Linked DNA regions of Homo sapiens: regions 1 and 3 are each linked to region 2. A link is a loop called in an ENCODE intact Hi-C map of the cell type or tissue named here. Cell type or tissue: OCI-LY7. All regions are shown on one strand.

Region 1 (8,000 bases), 56 kb after region 2:
GGCACCACCTCGGATCACTGCAACCTCTACCTCCTGGGTTCAAGTGATTCTCCTGCCGCAGTCTTCTGAGTAGCTGGAACTATAGGCGCCCATCACCACGCCTGGCTAATTTTTGTGTTTTTAGTAGAGACGGGTTTTCACCATTTTGGCCAGGGTGGTCTCGAACTCTTGACCTCAGGTGATCCGCATGCCTTGGCCTCCCAAAGTTCTGGGATTATAGGTGTGAGCCACTGCACCCAGCCTCAGGCAATCCTCTTGCCTCAGCCTCCCAAATAGCTGGGATTACAGGCACACACCACTGTGCCTGGTGTCTAATTTTTTTGAGGAACTGGCATACCATTTTCCACAGCTGTTGCACCATTTCACGTTCTCAGCAGCAATGCACAAGGATTCCAATTTCTTCACATCCTCGCCAGTATTTCTACAATATTTTTGGTTAATTTTTAATCTTTTGCTTTAAATATATTTTCCCCAAAACTTCGTAGCTGTAGATTCAGGCTCATTCTAATTGCGGAAAACGTCTACCATATAAACTACTGGAAAGTCCTAACTGGCAAACCACATGGGCAAAACCGATTTACTTTCTATTGGGAAAGGTCTACATTCATTTTATATGTGTTTCCACAAAAACCTTCTGACTTCTCAATTTTAAGACAGACACAGCTGTGCCACGAATTTGCTGCCTGAATGAAATAAAATACCACCAGTCCCAGTATTTCTTCCTAGTGTCCTCTTTGCTTTACTTTCCAGGGGTTTTCTCTCAGGATTGATGGATTACCTGACAGTGGTGAGATGCAAGAGGTGAGGTCTCTATAAGCAAAACCTGTTTCAAATTGTCCCTGTAGTTGGCAACCCAGGAAGTTTTTATACTTAGGTATATTGCACCACATTAATATCTAAGATGTGTAAGAAATTCGTCTTTCAAGTGGGAGAATAACTGTGAAGAGGGATGTGAAAATAAAACTCCGGAAGAGAATGGAGGAAAAAAAAATAGTGAAGATGGCCAGGCACGGTGGCTCACGCCTGTAATCCCAGCACTTTGGGAGGCCAAGGTGGGTGGATCATTTGAGGTCAGGAGTTCGACACCAGCCTGGCCAACATGGTGGAACCCTATCTTTACTAAAAAGACAAAAATTAGCTGGGTGGTAGTGGCATGTGCCTGTAATCCCAGCTACTTGGGAGGCTGAGGCAGGAGAATCGCTTGAGCCTGGGAGGCGGAGATTGTGGTGAGCCGAGATTGCGCCACTACACTCCAGTCTGGGTGACAGAGACCTGCCTCAAAAAAAAAGTTAGTGAAGTTGACTCTCTTAAAAGTATACGTGCTCGGCTGGGTGAATGGCTCACATCTGTAATCCCAGCATTTTGGGAGGCTGAGGTGGGAGGCTCACTTGAGCCTCGGAGGTTGAGCCTGCAGTGAGCTATGATCAAGCCACTGCACTCCAGTCTGGGTGACAGAGCAAGACTCTGTCTCAAAAAGACCCAAACAAACATATGTGCCATGTACCTCCTGGAGTCTTCATTTATCCTTAGGGGTGTCTGTACCCCAGTTTAAAGATTGCTGCTGTAATTTATCATCCCCACAACCAGACATTATTATTATATGCAATCTGTGTTTGCTTAGTTTCCCCCATGTGTTCACTGATTTCTTTGTTCACCATTCTTGGAGATCTGCTTTTAGTTATTCTTTTTCTTCCTCTTGAAGTATGTCATCTTCTTGAAGTAAAGTCAGTCCCCTTTAGAACTGCCTTTGGTGAGGCTCTGTTAACAGTAAACTCAATTTGTTTTCTGAAAATATCTTAAAAGTTGTCTTAATTTCAAAATTCAAATTTTGCATTCTATTCTTATTTTAATATAAAGTAATATTTTAAATAACATACCATAGAGAGACAAAAAAAAACAAAAATTCTAAGCCTTATGAGTCATCGTAAGAGATAATCTGCATCTTCCACATGTTCTTAAACTGCACACAAATTGTAGGTGATTATAGCCCTAACTTACCTGTCCACACTGACTCCACAGTTTTGCAATTCCCAAAAATAAAGCAACAAGGAACAAATCTCCTTGGTTTTCTAAGTAGGTTCCAGTAAGAGCAGGTCAATATATTTTCTCAAATACTTATCTGTAAAGGAATTTAGTTTCTGTTTTTTTTTTTTTTTTGAGACAGAATCTCACTCTGTTGCCCAGTCTGGAGTGCACTGGCACGATCTCAGCTCACTGCAACCTCCACCTCCTGGGTTCAAACGATTTTCCTGCCGTAGTCTCCTGAGTAGGTGGGATTATAGGCGCCCGCCACCATGCCTGGCTAATTTTTATATTTTTAGTAGAGATGGGGTTTCACCATGTTGGCCAGGCTGGTCTTGAACTCATGACCTCAAGTGATCTGCCCACCTCAGCCTCCCAAAGTGCTGAGATTACAGGTGTAAGCCACCATGCCCGGTCAGAATTTAGTTTCAAAATGATATGTGTTAACTCAAAATGCTCTCTTGTAAGTGATAAAACTGGTTTCCTTATCTAAGCATTGGTGATATTAATATGGCTTCTTGACAAGTAATTCTTATACTTAGTAAGTATTCAAAATTTTGTTGAATGAATAATAAATGTATTTATATTAATTTACATGAGTTAGAATAGTCAACTGCCTCAATGTCAGGAAAAAAAATCCATTCATTTTGCTAAATAAAAAAGATAGGGAGAAGTACACGCCACCTACAAACTCAAGAGTAATGTTGCTTTATCTAGCCTCAGGGAAAGTATTTTGAAGTCAGGCAGTCTGGTTTCAGGCCTTGATTACACCACCACTGGGCTGGGACTTCTTCCTTAGCTGAAAGTACCTTTGGGCTGCTAGAGGCAGGAGGCAGAAGTGAAGAGGAGGGAGGTGTCAAGTCCCTTTACCAGTCTGCTTCATACAGAGCAATCTACTTTTATGTATTTAATATATTGGACTCCAAGATATTGCTTCAAAGAAAAAAAAGTTTGAAAACCACTGGATTAGAGACTCCAAGGTCTAAAAAGACTTCTCTATTGTGTATATTTAAATCACATCTTTGATATTGATTTAACTAAATTTTCAATATGTTTTTGTCAATCTAAAGTTTTTGAGAAGATTTTTAAAAACAACCAATTTCCTCAAAGATCAAAGTGGAAATATAAATAGGAAGTGTCTCAAAACTTTGCAAAGTCAGGATACGAGCTGTACTGAAGAGAAAACAAAGGAAAGAAACTGAAATAAAACAGATGACACATCTTTTTCAAATGTCACATTTAATGTTTTCACCACTGTACTTCAAATCTACATTGTACAAAGTGACCAGAAAGTGTGCCACGGTAATTGACCAACCTCTGAGATTGTACCTTTCACACCAGTGTCTTCTTGGGCTCTTTTGATACTAAACACGTTTCTCATTCAAGTGAATTGAAATGCTTCAGTTGGGTTGATTCTCAGGAGCCTCATAAAAAAAAAACAAAGATATTGCACCATCTTTGTTTAGTAATTCAATGTTTGTTTCTTTCACAGCAAATAATTACTTCATTGAAGTTAAAACTTCCAAACATAACTTATTAATAGTCTTCAAATTCAGCTCAGATCACTCAAGTTGAAAATACTCTGCTAAATACAGATAACTTACAATAACTTTAACAGTTAATTGTCCATAACACACACCAAGGTTTTTTCCTAGACCAATTTTAAGACGATCCATTAGTATTCCTTGTACAGGTGAAAAATGATCTTCAATTTTCTTGTCTTTTTATTTTTAATATAAAAGTTGGAAGGGACATTCAAGTTTCAAGTCTCCACACTGAACTCAAAAAAAAAAAATAGTCATCATCAGCATGTGGAGGTAAACAAGCCAAGTTGTATAACTCCAGGAGGTAGAGGCCTTCGATTTGTATTCATATGTACATATGCACAGAAGAATTCAGTGTTCCAACAGAAAAAAAGAACTTGTCAAAAAGTAATAAGTTATTTACTACTGTGACATTTCAAGACTCCCACAGCTTTGCCTAAGGACACAAACACATTTGACATAATTCCCTATGTGCCTTTTTTTGTGGCTTAAATTTTTTTTTAAATTTGTTTTTGTCTTTTATTATTTTTTTACTGTCCAGTGCAGGAAAAGTCTCACAAAATTTCACAGACCTAAAATGTGCAAGCTAGTTCTCTTTCTATACAGCAATATTGGGATTCTTTTGAAATTAGCCCAGAAATGAATTATTTACACACATGAAAGATGCATGCTTGGGGTTCTTTTATGTAAGAAAGAGCAGAAAAACTTCTAATAAAAATAGATTAAATATATATATATATATTTATACTGGGTAAGGAAAACAAAAGTTTAGTCTCTCCTAGTCACAAACTCATTCTCTCTACCCACAACATTGGATTTTAGACAGCACACATCACCATCACGGCTCTAATGAGAAGCTAATTATAGGGCTTGATCATTAGGTGGCATGCCCCTCCTCCCTACCCTCCCCCCAGGTGCAGCCACGATCAGCTCACGTGGCTCCATGATTGGTCGCAGGCAAGGTTCCTAGATTCTTTAGTTTTAGAAAACCCCAAATCTTTAGGAATGGCTCAAATATCAAAATGTATGACTGTCCTTTGTGTTTGTGTGTGTGTGTGTGTGTGTGTGTGTGTGTGAACAATCTCACTTCATTTTAGAAAAGAAAAACAAAACATAAAACCCCAAACTCCCAAATTTGGTTCAATTCTCTTTTGTTCTGAGGTGAGCCATAACAGCTGCACTAAATTCATAAAACATGTGCAACTCTGGGTAAAATATTTTTCTTCTAAAAGCACAACCACTTTACAAGATTAAAAGTCTAGTAACATTTCTAAATATTATTCATATCATACAAGTAGTGGTTGTTAATTTAAAACTTCATTAGTAAAATTACAGTACAAGCATGATTAACCTCCAGAATTGCAAATCCCAGACTCCAGTGGAAAGCTACATTACATCTTCAGTAGTACATTATCTTCCACCATCACTCCCACACCAGAGGAGATGGGGGCATCTCAGATGGCTGAGCAACAGTGGAACTGGAAGAAAACAGAGATGGAGAAATTAGTTGTAATGTCACAATGGACAAAAGGGTAATTCACTACTTCCTGTTTTCCTCTCTTCCTCTGAAAAAATTAATTCCACTTCTGGATTTTTATTTGTTTCTTTGAAGTTGAATTTATTCTAAGTTGCTTGTTTATGGACCTGTTATCTATGGAGAGGCAATCTGGTATAGTGGCTAATATGTAGGCTTGAAAACCACATGTCATTTACTAGTTGTATGGCCCTGAGCAAGTGCCTTAATCTCTTCTCATTTGGAAAGAAATAATGCTGTTTACCTCATAGGATACTGGGATGAATAAATGATAATAGATGTGAAGTATTTTCCACAGTGCCTACTTCAAAGTGTAAAGTAAATGTAGGTATTACAAGTAATAATTTCAATAATCAATCAGGAAAATAACCTTAAGGGATGTAGAATCATCCATTTAAAAGTAGCCTCTCAAAATACAGTGGCCTATTTTGAATGGGCCTTATAAGCATTCTTTTATCAAGTATTAATGGAGAAGTATAGGTAATCATTTAGCATTGGTGATCTAGATCTGTTATTGGCTTTTTCCTATGTCTAAGATTGCTAATTAGATTATAAACTTGAGAGGGAAAAGTGTAACCCCTTGTTTCCCCAAGGCCCAGGATCATTTGCACCTAAGCTGCTAAACTGCCTAACTGACTGGGTCACTGACTCTTAGGGGAAAATAGTAAAACAAAGTAATTTAAAACCACAGATAAGTAAAAGTGCAACTTAATTCCTTCTTCCAATAGAAAAATACATGGAAGAAATGAAAGTCACCTGATTTTGCAAATTTTAAGCATAAAATCTTGACTGTGGTCCAACAAATCCAACCAACTTTAATATGATTAAAGGGAAAGGGCAGCAGGAAGAGAGAAAAAGGAGAGGAGAAAGGCAGCGGGGAAGATAGAGACTGTGTGACCACTCATATCCGAATCCACCCTTTGTCCTGCTTTGTGATACTGGAGCCAGACCCTGTTCATGGTTCCCCTTTGCCACCTAGCTTAATGTTAGCTTTTGTCAACAGAGGGTGCTGGAAGGGCATTTGCAAGGCTGTAGCATCAGGAAGCAGTCTCCCTTCCTTGGTTTGTTGTGCCTGTTTTTGGTCATGTGGAAGGCTCAGCTTTGGTCCACCCGAACTCTCCTGGCAGGCAGTCTTTGATGGACCAGTTCTGGCCACACCTTCTGGCACACTTCCTCTTCTGCACCACCCTCGTGCTGTGTGTTCCAGTTCCTGTGGCAGCCATACCCTCTCCAAAGAGGTCCTTACATGAGGAACCTCTTCTAAATTCTTAATTCCTTTCTTGTTTACTCTCCCTCAGTCTACAGGGAGTGGCTGCTTTCTGCATTTGCTACTTCAGCAGCCTTCAGAATCCTCTTTTATGCCTTTTAGCAGTTGATCATCTTTCCTAGTTAACAGTTCTTATTACTGAATTTTCCCCGTTTGTATTCTAGGGAAGTGGTTTATTTCTCCCGATTAGACCCTGATCAATATATAAGGAGTTAAGGAAAAAGAAATCAAGAGAAGGAAAGGACAGACAGACAAGGAGAATGAAGCCTGGTAACTTCCAATGTAGGTTCATAGCTCTACCATATGCCTTTTGACTTCTCCTCTAAATAGGCTACACCAGCAGTCCACCTACACACAAAAAAATTATTTTCTTGCTTGCAGTTATTACTAGGGAGTGAGAATGGTAGTGGGAACTGAGATGACCACGTCTAACTCCAGGACAGGTGGCCACCATACTAATGCTGCAGCAGGACTGCCATATATGTGATGAGGCAGCACAATGGTCATCCGGGGAAAAAATTGCCAAAGCAACCGCAGTGAACTGGCACCAGTGTAAAATGTGATGCTTACAGTTTTTTGTTTTTTTTTTTGAGATGGAGTTTCGCTCTTGTTGCCTAGGCTGGAGTGCAATGGTGCGATCTCGGCTCACCGCAACCTCTGCCTCCCGGGTTCAAGTGATTCTCCTGCCTCAGCCTCCCAAGTAGCTGGGGTTACAGGCATGCACCACCATGCCTGGCTAATTTTGTATTTTTAGAAGAAACAAGGTTTCTCCATGTTAGTCAGGCTGGTCTTGAACTCCAGACCTCAGGTGATCTGTCTGCCTTGGCTTCCCAAAGTGCTGGGATTACAGGCATGAGCTACCGCGCCCAGCCCAGATGCTTACAGTTTTAATACACTTTTGACTAAAGCCAAACCTCATAACAGAAACTTTCTGTTGCACCTTTTATCTATGTTATCTAAATAAAAACAAATATGCTGAATAATGAAGTAACACTGGCATCCTTTTAATTCTAACAAGAATGTTGAATTACATACATATAGTTACCTAATAAAGCTCTTAAAAGCAGCAGACTGAGGGTTGATGCAGAGAGGCACTCTGTTTCCTTTCTGCTGTTCCAAAATGAACTGATGAATAATTTCTGTGGAGAAAACAAACATCATACAATCCATGACAATTTGCAAGCCCGGGAGCAGTGAATTCTCAGCGAACTCTAGCCAGCATCTGAAAAGCACTGCCTACTGGTTTAGTTAAATCAAACACACACATCATCTATCAAGCAGAATTCAGCTGAACTTCCTAAAACTAAAATGACAGCTGTTGCTAAATATAAGAAACCTACTGGTGGCATTACACAGACTGCAACCCCATCAGTGGGAAGAGTAAAATGGCCTATAAATTTGAGAGAGACTCCACAGGTTTGGCATTATGGGTGAACTCTTCTAAGTTGCTGGCAATTATTGCCTTTTTGAAGATCACTTAAAGACCTCAGTTGGTATCTAGGTGTATAGTTTCAGGTGGTTACTTTGGGGACTACTCTCTCTCTTGTAAAATGTCCTACAGTAGACACTAAAATCACTCAGAATTTTGGATGTCATTACTCCCACTGTATTCCAATAGGAGATCCTGCCACAA
Region 2 (8,000 bases):
CCCTCGTCCTGCCCATCACAGCGCTGCCACCACTGCCTCCTGCCCTCAGAGGTTGGCAGGCAGCCTCTGAGCGTCCTCCTTTCCTTTCTTCCACCTTTCCTCCCTCCCCATAACCCTCCACAGTTCCCGGAATTAGTAAGGGAGTCCAGAAGAGTGAGGGGCTGAGAGCCCTCAGTGCCTGCAAAAGAGCCTGGGTTTGTTAGGACAGCTGAGACTGCAAAAGGACACATCGTTTGAGCTCTTGTAGGGGCGGGGGGATGTTCAGCACTGGGCTGTGACTAATGGGAATAAGGAATAGCCTGTTTACTGGTATTTAGGGTACACTGGTCCCTAGATATCTCCTCCCACCCTGTACTATGGAATTTTTTCATGGTAATCTCATTTCTTTTTCTAGAGATTATTGGCTCCATAGAAATGCAGTCTTGGTCTCACTTGGCTACTGAGCCATCCCATAAACTTCAGTGACATTGACATTGAGTTTCTCACACCCCCACCAAAAGCAGGGTTTTCTTGTTTGTTTGTTTTTGTTGTTGTTTTGAGACAGAGTCTTGCTCTGTCACCCAGGCTGGAAGTGCAGTGGCGCAATCCTGGTTCACTGCAGCCTCAATTTCCCAGTCTCAAGCAATCCTCCTACCTCAGCCTCCCCAGTACCTGGGACTACAGGCATGTGCCACCCACACATAGCTTTTTTTTTTGAGATGGAGTTTTGCTCTTGTTGCCCAAGCTGGAGTGCAATGGCACGATCTTGGCTCACCGCAACCTCTGCCTCCCGAGTTCAAGAGATTTTCCTGCCTCAGCCTCCCGAGTAGCTGGGATTAGAGGCATGCACCACCACGCCCATCTAATTTTGTATTTTTAATAAAGACTGGGTTTCTCCATGTTGGTCAGGCTGGTCTCGAACTCCTGACCTCAGGTGATCTGCCCACCTCGGCCTCCCAAAGTGCTGGGATTATAGGCGTGAGCCACCATGCCCGGCCACACCTAGCTTTTAAAAAATTTTTTGTAGAGACAAGGTCTCTCTATGTTGCTTAGGCTAGTTTCAAACTCCTGGGTTCTAGTAATCCTCCTACCTCAGCCTCCCAAAGTGCTGGCATTACAGGCATGAGCCACCATGCCTGGCCAGGAGCGGGTTTTAATAAGGAGAAGAGGCCAGAAGATGAGACACTTTCAGAAGTGGAGATGGGAGAAAGCGTTTCTTTCATGAATGGAGGGGCTCACGCCTGTTAATCATCTAGCATGTGCCAGGAGCTGTCCAAAGGCTGAGCTACATAATCCAAATCCATCTTCACAACAGTCCTAACCAGCTCCATTTCACAGATGAGGATGTGGAGGCTCAGGGGAGATGATGTCCCTTAATCAAGGTCACACAGCCAGGAGGTAGTGAATTTAGGATTCCTACCCAGAAGCCCTTGCTCTTCCTAGTGTGCCCCTTCTGGGGTTGGGGTGGGCACGAAGAATCGGCGCACATTTCACAACCTTGCCCCAGAAAGGTGGCAATATTGAACGGGTAGAGGCGACCTGACAGGCCACACAGCTGAGGCTCTGTGGCCTGAGGCAGCCAAGGCCTAAGTTCATCATCCAAGCAGTCAAGACCCACCACCCTCCAGAAGGCTTAGCAGGTCATGCCTCAGGGGCTCCAAAATGGCCAGGCAGGCTGAGAAAATCTCCAAGCTGTGCAGTGGGGCCTGCAATCCTGAAACCAGAAACCATAACCCCACCCCTTCCCCATGGCAGCAGGCCTAGGGAAGGGGAATAAGGGGTGCTGGGACCCCACAGCAGCCCTGTAAGGAAAGGAGGCACCTTGGATCTAGCCAGATGGGGAGGGGCATCTGGTCTCAGCATAACTCCCTGACAGTAGCCCCTGGGAAAAGCACAGCCCCCTCTCAACCCCAGAGCCAGTTTCTCCTTGGATCTGTATACTTGGAGCAAAACATTACCCTATTCCCCAGGCCTCCCTGCCTCTGCCACCCACACCTCTGGGCCCCTGGCAGGGACTGTGCCCTGGTCAGAACAGCTGGTAGCCCATGTGCTTCCACCCCCACCTTCTCTCTGTTCCGGACTTTCAGGTCATGACACAGGGGGAGGAAAAGAAGGCTGCGCTGGAAGTGGAACTTTAGCGGGAAAGGGGGCATGGATCCTTAGGAATATAAAGGGACTCAGGTCCTGGCCAGAGACGCTTTGCTGTGCTCCTCTGCACCTGCCCAGCACCATGGTAATGTTTGGGCCCCCTATCAGCTGTATTCTCTAGGAGCCTGGGGATGGGGGCTGACACCAAGGGCCCTCCTCAGGCTCACTAAGGGCATGAAGGGGTTAGGCCAGGGCAGCCTCGTCTGCCATTCTGATGGTCAGGACAGCTACTAAGGCTTCTTATCCCTGCTTGGGATGGTGGGGATGAGTGGAGTTCCCGGTTAAAAGAGGGTTGAGGGGCTTAGGAGCTCTGGGGGTGTGCATCATGTTTATGGGCATCGTAGTCTGTGAATCATGGTGTGTTGCAGGCACAAAATTCTCTGTGCATTGGGTGTGTGAATCATCAGGCTGGCGTTCCTGTGTGTAACTGTTAGTCATTCATTTAATATGTATTATTGAGTATCTGCTAAGTGCCAGGCACTGTTCTAGGTGCTTGTGATCCATCAATAGACAAAATAAGCAAAGAGCCCAGCTGCAATTAATGACGCCTACACTGAGGGAGGAGATGCCGCTGGGAAGGGATCGGACATAAATATAATAAATATAGAATATATAAGTTAGAAAGTGCAGGCCAGGTGTGGCAGCTCATACCTGTAATCCCAGCACTTTGGGAGGCAAGGCAGGAAGATCGCTTGAGGCCAGGAGTTTGAGACCAGCCTGGGCCACCTAGCAAGACTCCATTTCTACAAAAAATTAAAATTTAGCTGGGCATGGTTGTGTGCACCTGTAGACCTAGCTACTTGGGAGGCTGAAGCAAGAGGATGGCCTGAGCCCAGGAGTTTGAGGCTGCCGTGAGCCATGATCCCTACACTATACTGCAGCCTGGGCAACAAAGCAAGACCTTGTCTAAAAAAAAAAAAAAAGAAGAAGAAGAAAAAAGAAAGTGCAAAAATAGAGCAAGAAAAAGCAAGATGAAGGGTTGAGTTGCAATTTTTTTAAATTTATTTTTTAAATTGTTGAGACAGGGCTCTCTGTCTTTTGCCCACACTGGTCTCGAACTCATGGGCTCAAGTGATCCGCCCGCCTTGGCCTCCCAAAGTGCTGGGATTACAGGCGTCATCTACCGCACGCTGCCGGGTTGCAATTTTAAACAGGGGTGTCAGGATAAGACCCATTTAAAAGGTGGATTTTGAGCTAATGCCTCCAGGGGGCGACAGAGCCGGCCATGAGGATGTCTGGAGGAAGAGTCTTCTGGGCTGAGGACAACCTGACTGACACTTTGAGGGAAGGGCAGGGAGAAAGGAGGGCGATAAGGAATTTGCGGGAGAGAGGTCGGTGAGATTAGGGAGCTGACCAATGGTTTTATGCCGTCCTCGTGCGTACACCTTAGAGGTGTCTCCCCGTTCATTTTTACCTCGATGCTTTCTGCGTGCATCACCGGGCATGTCCAGGTGTGCACCATTCCCCTGGGCACCAGGATGTCCCTTAGGGCGTCCGTGCACTGGTGTGTGTCCCAGAAATAGCCACGTCCCTCGGCTGAGCGCCCCTGCACGCCAGGCTGCCCACGGCGCGGAACACCCGCAAGCTACCGTCAGGGATCGCGCCGACCCCAGCCGTGGGGTCACGTGACCGCCCGCGGCTCTGTCCGCCCTGCCCCCTCCAGACGCGGGCTCTGCGCTGCTCATGCGCTCTGGTCGTGGCCGGCCTCGTGTGGGTGCTGCTGCCGCCGGAGGGCGCCCTGGGCGAGGGGCTGCAGGTGCCGCAGCAGTCCAGGGCCGCCAGCTGGCTGAATTTAGGCTCGATCAAGAAGTACGTGGGGGCCGGGCGCGGTGGCTCACGCCTGTAATCCCAGCACTTTAGGAGGCCGAGGCGGGTGGATCATGAGGTCAGGAGATCGAGACCATCCTGGCTAACAAGGTGAAACCCTGTCTCTACTAAAAATACAAAAAATTAGCCGGGCGCGGTGGCGGGCGCCTGTAGTCCCAGCTACTCGGGAGGCTGAGGCAGGAGAATGGCGTGAACCCGGGAAGCGGAGCTTGCAGTGAGCCGAGATTGCGCCACTGCAGTCCGCAGTCCGGCCTGGGCGACAGAGCGAGACTCCGTCTCAAAAAAAAAAAAAAAAAAGAAGTACGTGGGGAGGCTCTTCAACAGCAGGTGATCCGGCGGAGGGCGCGAGGTTGGGAGGGAGGACGACGGAGGGTGCGGGGGGACACGGACGCCGCCGGGCACCCCCACGCGCATCGCGGCCCAAGCTGGGCTCTGGGAGCAGCCTCATGACCGCTGCAAAGACGTGTTCTCAGCACAAAGAAATCTAAAAACCACAAGAAAATTGCAAACGCCACGAACACCTCCCCACCGAAAGCCACGAAACCCCCTCCATGGACCACCACGAAACCCCAGTGGCTGAACACCTCGGAACCCCGACCACCAACCTCCTGGGGCCCCAGGTAGGACAGCCTGTACGGTCGGCACCGAACTAAGGGCCTCGGGACTGGGGGCAGCTTGGGTGGGAGCGAGAGGAAGCCCTCGGGGGTGGGCGTGCGGGGAGATACTGGCGCCCTGGGGCTTCCTTCTCCAGGCTGGGGCTTGGCCTCCAGACGCCTGGCCCTCCACCAACCCTTTTATATTGAGAGGGGCCTCAACCCTTCCTCATCCCCCTCAGCGAAAACAACAAAGACAAATCTCTGTTGATTCAGTGACTTCTGTGGGCCGGGGAGGGACCAGTCCTTCGATGGGGAGGGGGAACCCTGGAGTTCCTGCTGTGGGAGAAAAAACCTCAGCTGCTGGGTGGAAGGGTCCTCCCCTCACTCCCCCAGCAACCTTCCCCCACCTCACCCCACACACCACCACTAGCGTAGGGGAGACTCCAACGCAGAGGGAGGGCAGAGGTGAGAGAAGTGGGAACCTCAAAGGAGAGCTTCAGCTAGACACACCCCCAGTCCCACCTCACCCAAGTTTCTACCAAACAGCCCAGCTTGGGCTGTCAGAGTTGGCACAGCAACAAAAAGAGGTGCCTTTGCCCCTTACCGTGCAGAGTATAGGGGGCCGCCTTTGCCTCCTGAACTTCTAAGCTCTTCTAGGGTGAGCAGAGCGGGGGAAGGGGTGGACCTGGCCAGGGCCTGTCCCTGAGAAGCTGGGCGTGAGGGTGGCTCTCTCTCTTCTGGGGGCTCCCTTGGCCATGAGAGAGGCTTGGTGGGGGCAGAGCCCCTTGCCCTGATCCTACTCTCAGACCCAGGTATGTCTCCAGGTTGCGAACTCCTGGCTCTAGGAAGTATCCACACCTCTCCCCATTCTCACCCCATCCCCTTAAGCTGCCAGATAAAATGCTGGGACTTCAGGCTCCCTTATTCAGACTCAAACTGTTCTCTTGCTGAAGCCATCTCTCTATCCAGACACCCCTTGGATTTAAGAATCAACCTGAGGTTGGGCATGGTGGCTCACACCTGTAATCCGGAGCACTTTGGGAGGCTGAGGTGAGCAGATTATTTGAGCTCAGGAGTTTGAGACCAGGCTGGGCAACATACCAAGACCCTGTCTGTACAAAAATAAAAAAATTAGCTGGACATGGTGGCATGTGCCTGTAGTTTCAGCTACTTCAGAGGCTGAGGCAGGAGGATCGCTTGAGTCCAGGAGGTCAAGGCTACGGTGAGCTGTGCTCATGCCACTGCACTCCAGCCTGGGTGACAGAGCAACACCTGTCTCCAAAAACAAAAAATCAATCTGAGCCAAGCAGCTGCACCCTCTTAAAGCTCTTTGCCTTTTAGGACCTGGTTCTACTTCCAGGTCATTTGCACACACCAGATTGAGTCAGGACTTGAGGGGAAACACAATTGTGGAGTCACTTCCATGGGGTCTGTGCAAGGTGCTGAGCTCAGGAAAGTGGACCCCTCATCCTCCAAACCCATAACCCCATCCCTTCAGGCCAAGCATGTGGGGGAGGCAGGAGAAGCCATTCTAGGAACCAGACACATTCTAGTTTCCTCACTTCTCCCCTTTACACATACGCACACATGCGCGCTCTGTCCCCACCTATTCAGGATGACTGAGAAGGGCCAGGAAGAGACAGGTGCACTGGGACTCCGGGCAGTCCTCCTTGGGGCAGGATCCAGGTCTTTGCCCTCCCAGAGCTGGAGTGTGGAATCCACAGATTGGATTCATGGCAGTGGCTGGAACTCTCAGCTAATCTAGCCTCCTCCCTTTCCACAGCAGCTTGAATACCTCCTGCGCCCAGGATTTCACTACCTCTCCGGACAGCCCATTCTCTCCAAATTTCTGGACGGCAGCTCAGGCCCCTGGATGCAGCCATGACTGCCATAGCACCAGAATTGTGCCTCCATGCTGGGCTGATGCCCCTGCCCCCATGCCAAGGATGCTTTAGTATACCTTTTGGTGCTCCTGCTGCCTCAGCCACAGGAACGCACTGGTGCACTTGGGGCAGGGTTGTCATGGGGCTGGGTTGGGAGGGTCTACAGGTGCTGAACTGGGAAGATTCAAGCTCAAGACTGCCACTTCACCGATTGCCGAATGACCACAGAGGAGTCCCTGCCTTCCTCTGGCCACAACTTGTCCCTCTGTGGAGAGGATGAGCTGAGTGACTGATGACCTCATGGACGTTCTGGATGATTTACAAGCACAGCCTGCTTTCCCTGTTGCGTCCGCCCTGCCCTCCCCTTTCCATGCATTTGGCTCTTCCTGCTGCCCCCCACCAGGGGTCCACAGAGACACAGAGATAAGCTGTGCTTTGACTTGCTTTATTGAGCCTGTGCAGGAACAGGGAGTGAGCTTCGGCCAGAGCCAACAGTGTGGAGGGGAGAGCTGGGCTGGCACTGCCCGTGGAGTGGTAGGGGGCGGGAGGTAGTGTTACAAGTCCAGCGGGCTGAGCTCTCTGTGAGGACAGAGTGGAACATGGCAGTGTGGGGGGCAGGCCTCGTGCGTCAGGAGGCCTCAGGCCAGCCCTGGGCTCCTGTTCTCCCTCTTCCACCCCCCACCACACCTTTTCAAACCCTGATTCAGTCCCACCATCCCCATTTCACCCCCAGGGAGCTGGACAGACAGGGTAGGGAGTCGAACTCACCTGGGGGCAGCAGCATGGGAAGACCCCACTCTGAGAAGGCCAGCGTGTCCTCTTTGTCTCTTTCTCCATACCTGGAAGCACTGTGCCCAGGTGCCAGCCCACCGGTTTCATATCCGCCTGTAGGCACCCTCTTGCCCAGGGCACATGGGCCCAGGCCTGGTCAGCACAGATGCTCTGTTTCCCCAAGAGTGGCCTGGAAGGGGCTGGGACTGGGGCTGGAGATGGGGCTTGGGCTGGGGATAGGGTGTGGCCAGGAATGTGGAGTGGGCCCAGGGTCCCAGGGGCTGGGATCTCTCTCCTTGTCCATGGCACATGCCTAGGCTTGGTCAGCATGTTGATGTATCTACGGAGCTCAGCTGTGTACTGGGCCATCTGCTCCGGTGTGGTATTGTCCCCTGGGTACAATGGCTCCAACGGGGCTCCCCGGGCACCCAGCAGTGGCTACAGCAACAGAGCCACACAGGTGGACAGGAGCAGGAGGGAGAGGCAGCGGCATGCGGCAGCCATCTGAGGAGCTAGCAGAGGGGAGGTGGAGGTGGAGGTGGAAGAGCCCATGCTGAAGATTTTCCTATGCCCCGGAAGCAGGGCCCATCTACCCAGCCGTTTAGCCCATCATCCATTTCTCCAAGCCTGGGGACGAGAGGGCAGAGAAAAGGGCCACTCCGAGCTGACCACTCCACCTCCTAGACAGTGTGCTGGAGGCACGGACAGCCTGTCCTGTGAGCAGCCCAGCAGCCAGGGCCTCGCAAGTTAGAGAAGTGTAGCAGAGAAAATGGAGACATGAGTCCTGGAGACACAT
Region 3 (8,000 bases), 170 kb before region 2:
GGGCAGGAGCGAGAAGTCTGGCTTTCCATGCAGACTGACTGGGGTTCCAGTCCTGTCTTTGACTCTTAATTAGCCACAGTACCCTTGATAAGTCCCTCAATCTCTGTAAGCCTCTGTATCCCCTCTATAAATAGGGAATGTAAGGTTTTATAAGGATAAGTTGAGATATTTCAATGTTTACTCCATAAATACTCATTAACCATTAGCTACTGCTATTATTCTTGCTGCATTTGGGTCACTTATATTTCTTTGTTGTTAATTCTTTTTTGTAATATGACTTGCAGTTTCCTAAAATATGTATACAGGGAAAAGTGAGAGGATATTCCACTATCCAGAAGCTGGATAACTGCTCACATCCGTTTTTACGGTTCTCTTTATTTCATAGGGATCAGCCCGCTCTCGCCACATAACCTGTAGGATCCCCAGGGCAGATTGTGAGTGATCCTTGCACTCACAACTAACATTCTTACACATCTGGAGAGTGATTCAAGTCTATAATAGCAAACAGGTAAAGTATATATTTGAATGGAGATTCAGATACACACATTCAAAAAGAAAAACGAGGACAGAGTATTTGTTCACTGTTGTTCATTTTTAGAGCGTCTGACATAGTGAACTTTTTTTTTAATTTAAAAGTAAACTTTAATGTCGAAAATGCAAACTTGGGGAGGGCAGAAAGACCACACACAAGGCTGCCACTTCACACTTGGAGGGTTGCACGCAGAGGCGCTCCTCACTTCCCAGATGGTGGGGTGGCCAGGCAGAGGCACTCCTCACTTCCCAAGCTGTTGGGCCGCCGGGGAGAGGCGCTCCTCACTTCCCAGACTATGTGGTGGCTGGCCGGGCAGAGGCGCTCCTCGCTTTTTTTTTTTTTTTTTTGGAAACAGGGTCTCTCTGTCACTCGGGCTGGAGCGCAGTGGTGTGATCATGGCTCACTGTGGCCTCGACTTCACTTCCCCAGGCTCAAGTGGTCCTCTCATCTCAGCCTCCTGAGTAGCTGGGACTACAGGCACAAACCACTATGCTCGGCTAACTTTTTCTTAAGTTAAAGATGAGGTCTTGCTGTGTTGCCCGGGCTGGTCTTGAACTCTTGGCCTCAAGTGATCCTTCCACCTTGGCCTCCCAATTAGCTGGGACTACAGGTGTGAGCCACTGCACCTGGCCATAATGTGCTTTTATGAGAGGTCCATCTTCCTCTCTCTGAGGATGCACAATCCACACGTTTATACTTCATTAGGCCATAAAGACACTGTAAGAGGCCAGGCGCAGTGACTCATGCCTGTAATTCCAGCACTTTGGGAGGCCGAGGCAGGCGGATCACTTGAGGTCAGGAGTTCGAGACTAGCCTGGCCAACATGGTGAAACCCTGTCTCTCCTAAAAATACAAAAATTAGCTGGGTGTGGTGGCAGGCGCCTGTAATCCCAGCTACTTGGGAGGCTGAGGCAGGAGAATTGTTTGAACCTGGAAGGCGGAGGTTGCAGTGAGCCAAGGTGGCACCACTGTACTCAAGCCTGGGTGACAGAGCAAGGCTCCGTCTCAAAAAAAAAAAAGAAAGAAAGAAAAAAAAGAAAAGAAAAAAGGAAAAAAAAAGCACTGTAAGAGACTCTGGGACTGGGAGCAGTGGCTCACGCTTGTAATCCCAGCACTTAGGGAGGCTGAGGCGGGCAGATCACAAGGTCAGGAGTTTGAGACCAGCCTAACCAATATGGTGAAACCCCGTCTCTACTAAAAGTACAAAAATTAGCCGGGCGTGGTGACGGGCACCTGTAATCCCAGCTACTTGGGAGGCTGAGGCAGGAGAATCACTTGAACCTGGGAGGTGGAGGTTGCAGTGAGCAGAGATCGAGCCACCGTACTCCAGCCTGGGCGACAGAGCCAGACTCCGTCTCCAAAAAAAAGAGACTCTGGGCCAGGCGCTGTGGCTCACGCCTGTAATCCCAGCACTTCGGGAGGCCAAGGGGGGGTGGATCACGAGGTCAGGAGATCGAGACCATCCTGGCTAACATGGTGAAACCCCATCTCTACTAAAAATACAAAAAAATTAGCTGGGCGTGATGGTGGGTGCCTGTAGTCCCAGCTACTGGGGAGGCTGAGGCAGGAGAATGGCATGAACCTGGGAGGCGGAGCTTGCAGTGAGCTGAGATTGCACCACTGTACTCCAGCCTGGGAAAAAAACAAAAAACAAAAAAATACTCTGGAGGGAGAGGGACAAGGTACAAGGCTTGGAAAGGAAGACCAGACACTGGCAGCAGCAAACTACCACTGCAAACAAGGTCGAGAATTAGGGCTCCTAGAAGAATCCTATGTTGGTGTTCATCTGTGTTCTAGTTCACACCAGTAGTCCTGAGGTGGACTTTCAAAAAATCCTTAATTCACCATGTTAGAGATTTCACATTCCCATTTCTTCGTATTTAATTAATTAGTTTTAATTTATTTTTATTATTTATTTTTATTTTTGAGATGGAATCTCACTCTGTTGCCCAGGCTGGAGTGCAGTGGTGTGATCTTGGCTCACTGCAACCTCCACCTCGTGGGCTCAAGCAATTCTCTTGCCTTGGCCTCCCGAGTAGCTGGGACTACAGGCATAAACCACCATGCCCAGCTAATTTTGTAATTTTTGTAGAGACAGAGTTTCACCATGTTGCCCAGGCTGCTCTCGAACTCCTGGGCTCAAGCTATCCTCCCATCCCGGCCTCCCAAAGAGTTAAGATTATAGGCATGAGTCACTGTGCCTGGCCAACAGGTTTATTTATAATTATTATAAAGTTGTACTGCTAAAACTTGTTCACTGAAACATTCTGACTTGCATTGATGCTTTACCTCCCTGCATTTATACTAAAAACTCATACACAGATGAAAATGGGAAAACGGCCAATTGATTTCTCTCCCTTATTTTTCTACTCTCAATCATATACTTAAGACCCTATGGGAAAAAAAACCTGACATTCAGAATTACCAGTAATAGGAAGAAGAGAAAAATATTTTGGGAATGAAGTGTTTCCCATCATAGTTAATTCTTAAGCACGTTCTCTACGTAGGCAGTGTGTTAGCTGGATGTCTTTTGGCATAGTTGTTACACGTTTGGCATGGGTTGCACACAACTCGGTGTCTTCAAAAGGCCAAACAGACAGGCCTCACTTCCCTCCTGCAAAACACCAATAGCTGCGCTCTGGAAGCACAGATCTGTTTTTTGTTTGTTTGTTTGTTGTGACGTGCTTTCACCATGTTGGCCAGGCTGGTCTCAAACTCCTGGCCTCAAGTGATCCACCCAAACTGCTGGGATTACAGGCACCAGCCACCTGTAATGGTGCATGTGCCTCTGGGCACGTGAGCCCACCGTGCCCGGCCAACACAGATCTGTTTTAAAGTTCTGAGCAACTTTTCACACCAGACATTGGAAGGGAAGTTTGCAATCAGAGGTTTGGTGGACTTCTGAGCATGTCTACGTTCCCGGAGTGCCACAGTGGCAAGCCTGTAAGGATAGGGTTTCTTCATCTCTGCAGTAGAGGGCGCACTCTTGCAAGCGGCTTTTGTAGTCAGTAGCTCCCTGGGTGCTTTACCACAGGTCAATTTCAGGCAATTGGCTTTGTATCAGCCATGGTATAGAGACCTCCTTACTCACTCGCTTCTCCTTGTATAGAGTCCTCCTTTATCCTTCTCCTTGGGCTGTAGCTCGGCGAGCTAGAGGAAGCTCAGGGTTAGAGAGCAACAGTGGCATGGCTGCAGCTGCAAACATAATTGACTTCCTATCCTTACCTGAAAGATATCAGCACTAGAGTCGGCCCCAGTGTTCTCCGTTTTTCCACTCACTCTCATGAAATAAGGGCAAATGTCAGCCAAATGTCAAAATAACTGCGTAAAAAAAGCTAAAGTGAGCCGGGTGTGGTGGCTCATGCCTGTAATCCCAGCACTTTGGGAGGCTGAGGCGGGCGGATCACAAGGTCAGGAGTTTGAGACCAGCCTGGCCAACATGGTGAAACCCTGTCTCTACTAAAAATACAAAAAATTAGCTGGGCGTGGTGGTAAGCGCCTGTAATCCCGGCTACTCGGGAGGCTGAGGCAGGAGAATCGCTTGAACCCAGGAGGTGGAGGTTGCAGTGAGCTGAGATCATGCTATTGCACTCCAGCCTGGGTGACAGAGCAAGACTCCGTCTCGGGGAAAAAAAAAAAAGACAAAAAGAAAAGCTAAAACGGAGAAGGCACCACAGGACAGCCTCAAGTGAGGCAGGGCTGTGAGGCTGTGCCAGTTTAGCCTACCACAGGGGGCTTAGGAGCATCGGAGTTAAACATGAAAAAATCAATTCTGGGCCCATGGAGGGTAGCTGGCTACCTGGACAGGTTAACACCTGGGGAGTGCGTCTGCTGCTGTCATCCACCTAACCAGCTAGGCCTGGGCGGGGTTGCACCTTTTGCCTTCTCACTACCCCTGACTGGGTTTCAGCCTCAGATATGCTTCCCTGAGATTGCACTGGCCATAAAGATTAGGCCTGCCTGTCCCTAGTGCACCCCAGTTCCACCTTTGAGAGAAGAGCTACTCTCATCCCAGAATGTGTTGCATCTTGCTTGTTGGAGTCTCTAAGGATTACCTTATCAAGAGGCACCTTTGCTTCATTCCTCAGTATTAAATGTACAATTGATCCTGACTTAACCCATTGTGATCTGACTTCTATTTTTTTCCTTTTTTTAAAAAAAGATCTCACCTGCTGAAACTTCTGGGGTGACCACTGTTGAGTTTCAATTGCCAACGTTTCCCTAGACCTCTTTCTGTAGTACCTGGCATGTCACCACTCTCATCTGCAATTCTCTCCTTTTGGTTTAATGCTCCCTTCTGCTGCTTCTCTTCTTCCTCTCTGCCTGCTCCATCTTCCTCCCTTCATCCCGAAACGGTTGTGCTCCTTACTGACCCCTGCCTAGGCTCTCTGTCCCTTGTCATATCCTCTCAGGGTGGTCTGCTACTCCCAGGCTCTATCACACATATGCCGATGGCTCCTAGCGCTGCCCATCCTTGTTAGCTCTGGGTAGAGCTGCCCTTTGGAGCCCCCTCCACCAGGACATCACACAGGCACCTCAATCTCAGTAAGATCCAAATTGAACTCCTGAAGGTGAGGCGCGGTGGCTCACACCTGTAATCCTGGCACTTTGGGAGGCCAAGGCGGGTGGATCACTTGAGGTCAGGAGTTCGAGACCAGCCTGGCCAACATGGTGAAACCCTGCCTTTACTAAAAATACAAAAATTAGCTGGGTGTGGTGGTGTGCGCCCATAGTCCCAGCTACTTGGGAGGCTGAGGCAGGAAAATCGCTTGAATCTGGGAGGCAGACGTTGCAGTGAGCTGAGATCACACCACTGCACTCCAGCCTGGGCGAAAGAGAGAGACTCCATCTCAAAACAAAAACAAAAACAAAACCAAAACAAAAACAAAAAACACCCAACAAACTGAATTCCTTAGAGGCATCACCTGGCCCCTGCCGACTTCTTGACTTCTTCAGCCTCACACTGTCTCCGCATGGCTATAAAGTATAGCAGTACCAGATTGTAGTGGGCTGGCCACTAAGGTGTTCCTTATCGCTAATTAAATCGGCCTAAAATGGGAGAAAACAGAATGCTTTTCAGATGCTTGGAATAGTAGCTTGGTGTTGTGTCACAGTGATTCCATCGCTTTATGTTCAGAAAGCCTTGGTCCACGCCCTTTAAGAAACCTGGGATCCTCTTCCCAGGCAGCAGCACAGCACAGGAAAGGGGCTGCAAGCTCGAAAACCTATAGGACCAGGCATCCTCTATGAGTGGAGGTGGGTAGTGGGGGAGTGGTGAAGTGGAGAACATATCCCACAGCTAAAGGGAGGGGACAGTCCCTTCCCAACTTCAGCAAGGTATTGCCTGATGTGAATGTTGCCATCATTTCTGAATTTTCAAGGGAATGCAAAAACCTGGATTTTTCATATGAATCTTCCAATTGTTAGATGTTGGCAACTAATTCAAAATTTAAAATACACGATGTGAGCCGATTATTTTTTTGAAAACAAGTGTGAATCAAACAAAACACATCTGTGGGCCATATCCAACCCCTGGGTCACATGTCTGTGAACTATTGAGAGTACAAAGTGTGGAGGCTTTGGAGTCAGACAGACATGGGCTGAATATCAGCTCTGTTACCCTTTAGCTGTGTGTCTTTGGGCAAGCCACATAACCTAATTCCTCATCTATAAAGCAGGGATCACAATACTTACCTCACTGAATTATAATGAGGATAAGAGATCATATATGTAAAGTGGCTGGCACACAGCAGTTCTCTAACTAAAAACTAACTATTACTGATCAGCACTATTGACAGACCTACAAAAAGAATGTATGTACATGGTCAGCATAGGAAAGTATGGTACAGGAACACCACCAAGGAAGTGCCACAACACTTCAGTCCCTAGAGGGCAGTTCTCAGCGGTGGCTTTCCTTGTGCCTGCTCTCCCTACTGCAAATCATCCTCCGTCCCTTGGCTCTGATTTGCGGCTCACCTAGCACCTTCCCGATCCCTGCTTCCATCTTCTATTTCCCTGGCACTGGGAATAGGCAGCCCTAGATAAGTGATGTGGCCATTACAGCCTACGAATAGAAACCCCGTGTTAGAAAAGAGCCTTCTGATTTGCACCCCCGTCTTGCTTGAGTTTAGTTCTCTGGTGCACTAAAAAAAAGTCAGGTGCTCCAGGGCTTCACAGCTGGGCTTCTGAGCCTGGGACTGGAGGGAGGGCCTGACCAGAAGATATCCTTCCTGAGACCAAATGGAATCCCTAGACATTACCCTCTATGTCACCCCCAAACTGTGTCAGCCAGGAGGCGCTCCTGCAGGGTCTCCCAGAGATCAAGAGACCTGGGCCATTTTTCTTATTTGAGAATCCAGAGAAACTAAAAATAAAGACTTGCCAAGACAGGCTTTCATAGCATATTTTAAATATTTATGTTTAATAAATTAACACGTTGTAACACACAATATAATGCTACTTAGCTGTATTAGTCACAGCATAATTACAGAATTAATATATACATATATATTTATACATACACACATATATTTTCTTGCCCCATGGGTCCCCATGAGTAAATATATTCATAGAGAACTATAGAAATTGGGACACCAGTTAAAACTGTGTGACTTTTTTTTTTTGAGACAGAGTCTCTCTCTGTTGCCCAGATTGGAGTGCAGTGGCATGATCTCGGCTCACTGCAATGTCTGCCTCCTGGGTTCAAGCAATTCTCCTGCCTCAGCCTCCCAAATAGCTGGGTCTACAGGCACGTGCCACCAAGCCTGGTTAATTTTTGTATTTTTAGTACAGACAATGTTTCACCATATTGGCCAGGCTGGTCTCAAACTCCTGGCCTCAAGTGATCTGCCTGCCTCCGCCTCCCAAATTGCTGGAATTACAGGTGTGAACCACCACCTCCGGCCAAAACTGTGTAAAGTATGCTCTTCTTTCTTTGAAAGCATTGGTGGGGAGTTAATACAGGCAGGACTTAAGGGGTTATAATCCTTGACATAAGGGAAGAAGGCAGAAATGAAATAATATAATTCACCCAAAAGATAAGAGAGGAGAAGTAAAGAAACAAAACAGGTAGGAAAAGAAGAAAAGATTTGGCAAGGCTGGGTGTTGTGGCTCATGCCTATAATCCTAGCACTTTGAGAGGCTGAGGTGGGATGATTCCTTGAGGCCAGGAGGTCAAGACCACCCTGGGAAACATAGTGAGACACTATCTCAAAAAAAAGATTTTTAAATTAAAGGAAAGATTTAGCAAGATGGTAGACTTAACCACAACTACATCAGTAATTACATTAAATGTAACTGGACTAAACACTCCAACTAAAAGACCAATTTAGGGAGTGAGTCTCTGGGACTGAATGTCTAAAATTGAAACGCTTTGTGAACATGAGGCCTTGGCTCATTTTCCTTCAGGGTGTCCTATGATGACTTCAGTACCCCCAACAAAATAGGTGTCCTTGCTGTCTCTCAGAAC

What was found. A loop is a pair of places that touch in the nucleus more often than their neighbours do. Peaks named below come from ENCODE experiments on the same cell type or tissue, not always from the same donor. Only the 100,000 strongest peaks of a DNase experiment are listed, where the experiment ranks them.
Region 1: it touches region 2 in a loop (2.3-fold over the local background); 2 of 110 quality-filtered maps call a loop at or near these places.
Region 3: it touches region 2 in a loop (2.4-fold over the local background); 4 of 110 quality-filtered maps call a loop at or near these places.

What each region holds. Positions count from the first base shown.
Region 1 is chr17:28,191,626-28,199,625 of GRCh38, reverse strand. NLK (nemo like kinase) reads right to left here. Exons shown (of 11, transcript NM_016231.5): 10 at 7,413-7,506; 11 at 3,245-5,044. The coding sequence ends at 4,990. Among named protein-coding and RNA genes, the nearest start is that of TMEM97, 120 kb to the left of the region's middle. RefSeq lists an enhancer at 6,167-6,376. In OCI-LY7, no CTCF peak of the experiment used is centred here; no DNase peak of the experiment used is centred here.
Region 2 is chr17:28,247,152-28,255,151 of GRCh38, reverse strand. It overlaps LOC105371712 (a long non-coding RNA gene), which reads left to right and starts at 4,327. Exons shown (of 2, transcript XR_934641.2): 1 at 4,327-4,574; 2 at 6,334-8,000. It also overlaps the pseudogene PPY2P. RefSeq lists a silencer at 3,728-3,777. In OCI-LY7, CTCF peaks have their summits at 3,137 and 3,345 (motif pointing right); a DNase peak (open chromatin) is centred at 3,351; H3K4me3 peaks cover 451 bases.
Region 3 is chr17:28,412,511-28,420,510 of GRCh38, reverse strand. LOC124903964 (a long non-coding RNA gene) reads right to left here. Exons shown (of 2, transcript XR_007065688.1): 2 at 6,930-8,000. It also overlaps the pseudogene H3P41. Among named protein-coding and RNA genes, the nearest start is that of SLC46A1, 10 kb to the right of the region's middle. In OCI-LY7, CTCF peaks have their summits at 3,307 and 3,509 (motif pointing right); a DNase peak (open chromatin) is centred at 3,500.